Linked DNA regions of Homo sapiens: region 2 is linked to region 1. Evidence: chromatin loops called from intact Hi-C (ENCODE). Cell type or tissue: GM12878. All regions are shown on one strand.

Region 1 (5,000 bases):
CTCTTGAGAAGTTTTCAGAAATTCTGAGAAAAATGGACAGCAGAAAAGGGTTAGATAGATAGGAAGAAATATGTAATAATTTGGGGAGCTGTTCAAGCCCTAATCTCATTTAGGAGATTAGTTATAGAGCAGCTATATTCAAATTTGTTTGATCTTTTGATATTTTTCAATTCTGTATGAAGGCATTAATGGTTTTTCCCTGCTTTGCCTTTTAATATGTCACTTGAGCAGAGACTTGTCCTCTAACTAGCAAGTAGAATTGATTCTATTGTTGCTTCATCATAATTTTTGATGCAGAATAATGGTAGATATATTCATGCTTGTTTTTCGTTGTATACTTACCTATTGATTACTACGTTGCTGAGCAGTTAAGACAAGAAGCACTCAATTCTAACATGTTTAGAAGAGTTTCTTTCTGATTTGGCACATGGACAGTGAGAATGATCTCACTGTGTTTGTTCCCTGGCACACCAAAGGTTTGCTGCAGATGTTAGTACAGCAGAACTTGTTTGCTAAGATGACCCATTATGGAACACTAGCTGATTAAGCAGACGTTAATGGACAATTGCATGTCCATTATTACTTCTTTGACCATGTTACCAACTCAATTCAATTGCACTTGCTTTTCAAATAAGACAAACCTGTCAATAAAGAAACTGGACATCAAGTTTCAAATGATTGGTAGAGTTTATAGGGAAACACAAAAAGGAGGGAAGAGATGAGATGCACATTGTCAAATAATCTGAAATGTTAAGAATTGTGGAAATTGTTAGTTTCATAAGGAGTTTTAGACAAGCACACTATATCCCTCATTCTGTTTATTTCTTTTTCATTTAAAACTTAGATTTGCTTTACTTCTTTGGGTCTTCATTTCTTCCCATGCAAAATTCCTGAAAGTCAAAAGGAAGATTAGAAGCTAGCCATTTTACCACTAAAGAAACTGAGCCCCAAGAAGTTAATTCAGCTTACCCAAGATTACATATTTGCTTAGGGCCAGAGCTAAGACAGGGACAGACTCTGTTTACTTCATTTCTCACTAAACTGTACCACTGCAGTTTCGACTTCTTTCTACCACTGAAGGCACAGAATGCACTGAAGGCATTCTGTGCCTTCAGGAGGAATTTTCAGCCCCTTCACTTTCCTGATGCCCGGGAATTCTTTTTAAGTTATGACTAACAAAGTATAAAACATGAGTCAAAAGTTAGTCCCTAATAAAGTCATTGTGACTTTAATGACTTCGGCAGTTGTTTCATTCTGCAAAAACAGGAAGATCCCACACAATAAGGCGCCTGTCTCACAGCTGGGCTCCTGCGTAGACGGCCACCCACAAGAGTAACTAACTGCTGGGGCTGCCTTCCTCTCTTTGACACCTTTTTATTCTCTGTTCTTACAGTTTTCTCCTACTGACCTCATCCTGAGGTTATCCATGAGAGGAAGGTACCTGCTTTAGCTAGTCTTTGATAGGGTGAAGAATAGTTTTAATCACTTAGGAGTCACTCCTAAGTGATTTTCAGGTCACCCTCAACAGGCCTAAATTAGTCTTAGAAGAAGCTCTTTCATGGGCTTTATACTAGCTTCCTGTGTTATCACTATTCTGGACTGTTTTATTCTCAAAAACATAAAATCCCCAAATTTTAGATTTGAGAAGAGCCTGCGATCATTCCAGTTCACTCCTCCTATGTGATTAGTTTAACTAAGAACTCATTACCAAGATAGTGCCTATCTTGCCTGCGGATCTTTGCATAAAGCTCAAACTAATTCTCCCATGAGAAATATAGAAAAGTGAAGAAGTGTCCTATCACTTCAGAAGAAACTGGCTCAGAAGAAATAATCTCTGTATGCAGTGTTAAAACTAAAGAAAAATTGAAGCCATCAAACAAAATGTTCCTATCAAGTGTAATTGAATTTTAGCTTTTATTACCTATTCTCTACTTTTAAAATAACTTTTCACTATTAAAGGAACTTATTCCAAAAATCAGACAATTTTATAGAAAAGGTATATTCTAGGCCAATAATATTAAATCACATATCTAGAAAATATACCTTCTTCCCTTTTCAAAAAATAGAAGCAATTTCTAGCAGTGTATGTGAATCTAATGTTGGGCATAAGCTTAAGAAGGCATCGGAGGAATTTTTTATTAGAGTTTATTCACAAATTTTGCTTGTCTGTGTTGAAAAGGGGCATTGGCCATTTCCTCTGGGGACATTATTTCTAGGTAGGCTGTAACAGGGTTTTCCTGTGAAGGCAGATTCTTAGGGAAAATAGTATCTGTGTACATGAGATGGTAGAGACACATTTATCTTTAAAATAATGTGTTCCTGTTTGTGGATTTCTCTACTGAATTTAATAAAGTAAATAATGCCCATTTCCTTCCAATCCAGTAACTCCTTGGGACACAGTTTTACCCAGGAGCTATTTTACCTTCGAGTCTGGATGAAACGTGTAACTTAATAAATAGATTCCAAAAGTCTTACACTATGAAACTCTGAGGGATGATAAATGCTTCCCTTCCTTTGTTATGGTCTGAAGCATTTTCAATTTGAGTTGTTTTCCTCAGTCATGTAGAGGGAGTTTTGTTTTCTGGGAAGTCTTGGTTGCTGGTAAATAATGTGTCCAAACTGTAGGAGGCAGCCACAGAATTTATCATACAAGTATGAAATGTTAGGGTTGATCATTCTCATTTTACACATGAGAGGTGATGTAACTACACAGGAGAGTGAGAGCTGAGAATGAAAAGTCAAGATTTGTCTACTACATTGTGGCTGCCTCTGGCTCAACAGAAACACTCCCATGTGGGAGTCAGATGCTGAAAGCCCAACTAAGCCTAGCTCCTCAACTGTCTCCTCAGGCTTAACTTCAAACATAATTCATATCTATTCTATTTCTTAATGTGTCTCATCACACAGTTAAACACTAGTCATACTAACTGGACTCTACATATACTAGAATGTAAAAGATACCCTTCCACCCCCCGCCGTCTGCTCCTTGAAGGCCATGTCTGCCTTTCTTAGTTTGTACAGAGCCCAACATAAATGGGCCCTTCATAAGTGCTTTTTGATGAGAGCAATGATTGCTTTCACATCAGTGTGGTTGGGCCCTCCCTTATGGAGGAGGAAAACCAACAGTTGTTGCTAAGCAACATTTAAAGGACTAGGTTAGTTTCTGACACTAAGTGACCTCCATTTGCATACTTCGCCATGTTGTGTGTTTTATGGTTGCCTTAAGATGACTATGTTTTTTGGTAGCATTGCTGTGCCCTTAGCAAAAGGCTCATAGGAGAATTAGTTTAAGCCTGGGAAGGAGGAAGGTGATATTCATCTGTTAATGACTTGCATGAGTACACTGATCCCTTCAGTAAACTATGCGGGAAAGGTGAGGAGTTTGGTTTATTTTCAGCCCTGCAGCTGAGAGCCACCTCCCTGATTCCATATTGAAAGTGATTGACAATGTATCCCAACAGGGTCCTGTGGCAATGGAAGACTATAGAAAGAAAATAAACAGAGAAATCTTTCCTCTTATAGCCTTTTATGATTCAGTTTCTACCTGCTCCTATCTTCTGAGCAGAGTTGCCGATATAGCTAGTAAAGAACTGGTCCTACCCTCTCTAGACTGTTTGCTGTTGTGGTTAAACAACATGCCCTAATATATCTATTCCTACTAGAATGAAAGCTGATTAAAAGCATGAAAAGAGTTTTTGTTTGTTCCTTTGTTTTTTTTTCACTGCTATATCATCACTCTTTTCCCTGGTCATTTTAGGTATTCAATAAATGGTTGGCAAATACGTGAAAAAAGGGCATTATTGAACTACTACAAACCTGATTGACTCTAAAACATTCCTAAGTATTTCAGAGAGACTAAAGGAGCCAAAATGAGACAATTGTTTGAATGTTATATTTGCCTAAGTCTAGTGCAGAGAAAATTATGGAAGAAATCATCTGTCTCTAAGCTTTTTACAACATATTTTTACAATGATCCAATTAAAGTTCACTTCTTTGCCAAAATTCAGCTTATCGGTCAGAGCATATAAACTTGTTTTCTTCAGCTTCTGAGTCTTCAGCCTAGGTGCCTGTCTTTTGAGGATTTAAAATGAGAGGCCATTGTGACTGAGCAGTTGTGTCTTTAAAACGAAATAATTTGGAATTCATGTGATTCACCTGGGATTCAAAATTGCACAGAGGTTCAATAAGTAAAATATGCTAGCTGAGATGATTGATTCAGAGATGCCTGGTTACAAACATATTGTATCATGGGAAACACACACACATACGCAAGCAGGGTTACCCAGAAGGAGGATGATTGGACATCTTTGAGAACAATGCCTGGTGCAGTGAGCCAGCAGGCAGAAATACTGGCTTGCATTGGCTTCACCTCCAAAAGCCAGGTCTCCTAGGCACAGGCGATGGCATGACTCCGGGCTTGGATGCTTGAAATAAAGCTATTGTTGGATGCGGATGCTCATTTGAAAGGGGAATGCCTCACAGGAAAAAGAGCCAATTGCAAGTTGGGGCTGTTGCCATGGTGCTTTGCTATTCCTTCAACTTGCTATAGATGAAATAAATCCTGGGAGTACAGGGGTAGGGTAACAGAGGGGAAAGATGAGGAGGGAAATGGGGTGAACCTGGGGCGGGGAATCCCACTGCAGTAAAGCTCTAGTGTTTCCCCTTGCCTGTGCTTTAACGCTGACAAGGAGAAGGGAGGGGCTGGGAAGAAGGGAGAGAGAAACCTGCAGGGAAGGAATGACTTTCTCAACATGCCCTGGATTGCTAAAATAAAATAAAAATTAATTTAAATCCTCAGATTTCTAATGTGAGTTAGAAGATGTAACACTAAATCTCAAACAATTCACCATTCTTTCAGTAAATGAATGTTCATATTTCCTAACACACTCTGGATCCTAGATGGAAAGGTTAAAAGAGTTTAATACATTTGTCGAATGCAATCTAATATGCATATTAATGAGCTGATGGAGGGCAGAAACTTACATGCTGCATAGGAAGTA
Region 2 (5,000 bases), 51 kb after region 1:
ATTCATTAATGGCAAATTAGTCTAGATGGAATCCCTAGATTCAGGATGTAGAGTAGTGGTTTGCAGTCCTGGTCAACTGTTAAACAAGGAAACTTTTACAACACATCAATATCTGCCTCCACACTCAGAAATTTAGATTTTTTTTGTCTGGTATGGAGTCCAGCCATTTGAATATTTCAAAAATTCTCTAGTGTTCTAACATACAAAGTTTTAATCACTATTTTCTTAATGTTCTATTCTTGGCCATGGACTTTACAATATATTTTTAAGGAACATATTGAATGAAGACAGAAAAACTCCTTGTGTTGTGTTTGTAGATGAGTCAAAACTAGAAAATGATGACATTAAGCCTGAAATGAGCAAACAAATGAAAACCTTCAACAAGACAGAAAAATGAGCAAAGACACTCACAAAGTAAAATGTCTTGTTACAGAGGTATTTTGCTAATGAAATGAGTCAACACGTAGAAAGAACTTAGAGCAGAATTAGGTACATGCACACTCAATACATTTATCACACCAAATCCTGCTCACCGTAGGTCAGCATTCTCTCCATATTAGAGAAATGAAGGTACAAAGAATGTGCCCTTCTAGCCTAAGATCATGCAGTAAGTTGCAAACCTGGGCTTCAAACCCAGTCCTGACTCCAGTGTCCAAGTTCTTATTTACTATTCTGAGTGTTAGTGTGAACTTTGATTTTAGGACTGAAAGGGATGTTAGAATTTACCTCAGACATTTTAGAGAGAAAAACTGAGGTTTGGAAAGGTGAGTCATTTGCCCAAATGCACAAAGATAGAGAATGGTAGAGGAAGAAGAACGAGGAGGAGGAGGAGGAGGAGGGGGAGGAAAAAGGAAAGGAAAGCAAAGGAAGGGAAGGGAAGGGAAGGGAAAGGAAGGAAAAGAGGACAAAAGGAAGGAAAGAAGCCAGGTCCTGTGTTTAGGGACCTTTCCAAATCAAAGGAAATCTGGGAAGGTTCTAACTTATTTCACGGAAAAGGAGTGCATCAGGAGGGAAATCCACAAGAAAGCTTTGAGAAATGCTCTCAAAGAGGTTCTGACTCTCACAGGTAGTGCTAGACGTTTCTCAGTAATCCTGAGATCAGTCTATTTCTCTCCCTCACAGCCCCATGCCTGGACTAAGCCTGTTTTGTCTTGTCTTGTCTTGTCTTGTCTTGTCTTGTCTTGTCTTGTCTTGTTTTGTTTTGTTTTGTTTTAGAGGCAGGGTCTCACTCTGTCACCCAGACTGGAGTGCAGTGGTGCCGTCAGGGTTCACTGCAGTCTCTACCTCCCAGGCTTAAGTGATCCTCCAACCTCAGCCTCCGGAGTAGCTGGGACTACAGGCACACACCACCATGCCTGGCAAATTTTGTTTTGTTTTGTTTTGTTTTGTTTTTGTAGGGATGGGGTCTCACTGTGTTTTTCAGGCTGATCTCAAACCCTTGGCTTCAAATGATCCTCCTGACTCAGCCTGCCAAAACACTGGTATTACAGGTGTGAGCCACCATGCCTGGCCTAAAGGTTTAATTAAAGAGGTGAACTCCCATGTCAAGGAGAGTGTTAAAAGGTAAGAATTGAAGTTTGTTTTCTCTGGCTTAGGGAAATCCTGACCCAGAGATGTGGAGAAGGATATTGAAGATGTTTTATACCAAATTATAAAATCTTGGATTAGGAGATTTCAGAAGACTTCCTAACATGTACTGTGGCTGCTCTTGCCACATGAAAAAAACCCATGGTCCTGTAGAGTATGCTCCAGTGATTTCTGGGAATCCCCAGGTGGAATCCCACATGTACTCATGAACCAGCTTTATTGGCTACTATGTTGCTTCTACCCCGTTTTTTCTTTTTTCTTAAACTCATTCTGTGTAACGAAGCTGCCTCACTCAGTAGTGAGAATGAAGATTAAATGAGATAGCACATAGGCACTCAATAAATCAAAATTTGTTGCAATAATGCCATTAATAATGAAGAAAAATAACTCCGCTAGTCGCTTCTGCTATTTTAAACTAGATGTCCACTGGAGTCAAGAGAGACTAGAATAAACTACTAAGGAATATTTGAAGGGAAAGATAATCCTTTTCTGTCAAAGACAGTGATTCAGGCTTCAAAGGCAGGAGGATGACCCAGTCTGGACACAATAACAATTCCAGGCACAAGTTGCTATGTGTTGCAGGCAGGATCTCCTAAATGGAGTCCTGGTGGACACCTGTCCTAAAAGCACCCAGAGCTCACACTGCTCCAGCCTGCACCTCTCACCTCCAGCCACCTTGGAGAATGAAGATAAAGACAGTGATCACTCCAGAGTGCATGCTGAGGCTCAGGGCCTGTGCTACATGCTGCAAGTATGTGACCTCACTGAGTCCTCACAGCAACTTATAAAGCCAATGCCCTTTACAGAAGGAGAATATATAAATTCATAAGAGTTAAATACCTTGCCCAAGGAAGTGTCTATTTTCTGACTGTAAGACACATCCTTAACCCCTCTGTATATGTCAGGAGTTTCCGGTAAATGTTCTCTACCTAGACCTGCAAGAAGGACTCCTTCTCTGCTCATCTGCTTAGACCCTAAAACCATCCCCACATCCTGGCCTCCTATGAGTCTAGCCTGGCTGCTTTGCATCCTCCCCTCATGGGAGTATTTGTGAAGAATGGATTTAGCTTCTTGGCTCTGCAGCTTTGCTTCTGAGCCAGACAGAGGACTCACATGACTCCAAGTGTCAGGTCCCCAGGGACACCAGTGCGAACACCAGCTGCAGCTGTGACTCCTTTTGCACACACTGTTTTTGGAGGAGCTCTTACCACACTCTGAGGGACTGAGCACACTATTCACTTTCTGAAGGGTACTGAAGGAACATCTGGGGTCATCCTGCCTTGGTCAATATCCCTACATCTCTGCAGTAAAAGGCAAGCTCTTCTCACCCTTCCAAGCACGGAAATGCCTGCTGTCAGGGAGAAAACTTCCAGCAAAAGCTGGTGCTTTTGGACAGTACCAGATCTCCCTATCCCAGCTGATTTTCATAATTTCCTAGTCCTGAAATCGAGGCAGCATTTGCCAATGTCTATGCTTCTTGCTGGCAAGAAGATACAGTCTCAGCAGAATCTGCATGCAGCACTTTGGGGAAGAAAACTTGAGTGTTTTCAACATCTATCCTGCAGGCTTGATGTCCAGGTTTCCATGTAGGTCCTTGAAAGTCATGTCTAATAGAGTTGTGTACTACGTGTGCCTCAAGCTCCAAAATCCTTTGTCAGCAGCTCGAAATGACATCTGCTACTTGCTTAAAACCTCATGTCCTTCTTGAAAGTATTAGCCCCACTCTCACATTAGTTTAAGATCCTCATCAGAGAATTTTCTAAAGAGCCTGTATTAAGGATTTCACGGGAAGATATCCTTGATCTTCCTCTGTAATGCATCTCAATTCCTTATAACCTAACCCAAATACAACAAACCAAAATAATTTTGAGATCAGACAGACTGAAGCTGAAATTACCCAAAATGCCACTGGTCAGGTTTCCTGGAAACAGACTCATAGAGGGAGATTTTTGCCAGATGTTTCTTGGAGAGTGCTCTCGGGAACATCTATAAGGGACCAAGGGAAACAGGACTGGGCAGAGAGAGTTGAATAGAATGAAACAGAGGTTTAAGCTGATCCCATGGGGGAGTTCTGAATCTGGGTTGGCCTTTTAGAGATGTCTCAGATTAACCTCTCTGACCTTCGTATCTCTGCACAGACCAGCTTCCAGGGAGAGGTTGTGTGTAACCTTGGATAAGGCAGTTACCTTTGGTAAAGAGAGCCATTTTCAAAGAGGAATTTACTTATGGGCCATCAGCAGGCAATGTTTGCAACCACTGGGGGCACTGAATGCCTTTGTTTTAAAGGTGGGATTTAGGTGGCACACCACAGCATCCACTGCACAAGGAAACTCTCTTACTCTCTAGGAAACAGAGGCCTAGAGAAGAAAAGCGGGTGGCCCAGGGTCACACAGCAAGGTGATGGAATAAAAAAACAGTATGGACTGCTATGGAAACCGGGAGCATTAAAACAAAAAAGACAAAAACAAAACAAAAAACACTAGAATTGCAATGAGGACCATAAACCTCAAAATGTTTTCCCTCTAATATCAATATACCTATTTTTTTGCTAAGCATATCCTATTGTGCCAGCCAGTGTGTTAAGTATGTTACATTAATTAATATATTAACTAATCAGAGGGAACCCCATAAAGTAGGTATTATCACCCTTATTCTGTAATGAGGAAACAATTTAGTAGCCTAGCAAAGTGTCTAGCACATATTAAACATCCGTCTGTCTCCAATGCCTGTGCTTACAACCCACACCTTCCTCTCTACAATTCACCTAGGAGCCTTCTCTCTACCATTGTAAATTATGCTATCGCCCCAATCATCAACAGTTTAAGAGAGGAACAAGTCACCATTCTCTGCCCAGCAATCCCTCACTGCCATGAGAACTGCTATTTTTGTCACCATTTGTGATTCCTTACTAGTCCACCACCATTCTTATGCTGGCTTCATAAAATGAATTTCTAGTTTATCCGGCCAAAGGCCCATGGATCACAACGCTGTGACTAAACATTCTTTCAAGCATACAGCAAATATTTATTGGGTGCACGCTATGTGCTGGCGTCCTGCTAAGCACTTTGCATTCATTCTCTCGTACCACCCTATGAGGCAAATATTTTGATTCCTACTTTATAGATGAGAAAAACAGAGGTTTAGATAGTGCAATCACTGACCCAAGATCACGTAGCCTGGATTTAAATGCAGATCTGTTTTGCTTTGACAAAGCTGGGTTCATTCATTCTCTGTTATTAAGCAAACATTTATTAAGTTCCTACGCACAACCCAGTACTGTGCAGAACTGCACTGGAGATAGAGCTCCACTCAGGACATATGCTCTCATTCCTTGCCTTTGTGGCAGTTGCATTCTAGAGGAAGAGTCACAAATACAAAGGCCTCCAGGGGCTTTGAGTTAAGTGGATGGGTGG

Evidence for each region. Hi-C counts contacts between places; a loop is a spot of excess contacts. Peaks named below come from ENCODE experiments on the same cell type or tissue, not always from the same donor. Only the 100,000 strongest peaks of a DNase experiment are listed, where the experiment ranks them.
Region 2: a loop joins it to region 1, with 3 times the contacts of the local background. A loop is called at or near these places in 4 of 110 quality-filtered maps.

Annotation. Positions count from the first base shown.
Region 1 is chr1:66,349,008-66,354,007 of GRCh38, forward strand. All of the region lies in intron 8 of PDE4B (phosphodiesterase 4B), which reads left to right. Among named protein-coding and RNA genes, the nearest start is that of SGIP1, 180 kb to the right of the region's middle. RefSeq lists enhancers at 1,222-1,271, 2,864-2,953, 2,964-3,013. In GM12878, a CTCF peak has its summit at 2,644; a DNase peak (open chromatin) is centred at 1,281; H3K4me3 peaks cover 1,199 bases; H3K27ac peaks cover 3,983 bases.
Region 2 is chr1:66,399,688-66,404,687 of GRCh38, forward strand. No RefSeq gene overlaps it. Among named protein-coding and RNA genes, the nearest start is that of SGIP1, 130 kb to the right of the region's middle. RefSeq lists enhancers at 649-1,848, 1,340-1,419, 1,510-1,559, 1,690-1,819. In GM12878, a CTCF peak has its summit at 3,845; DNase peaks (open chromatin) are centred at 414 and 2,704; H3K27ac peaks cover 3,412 bases.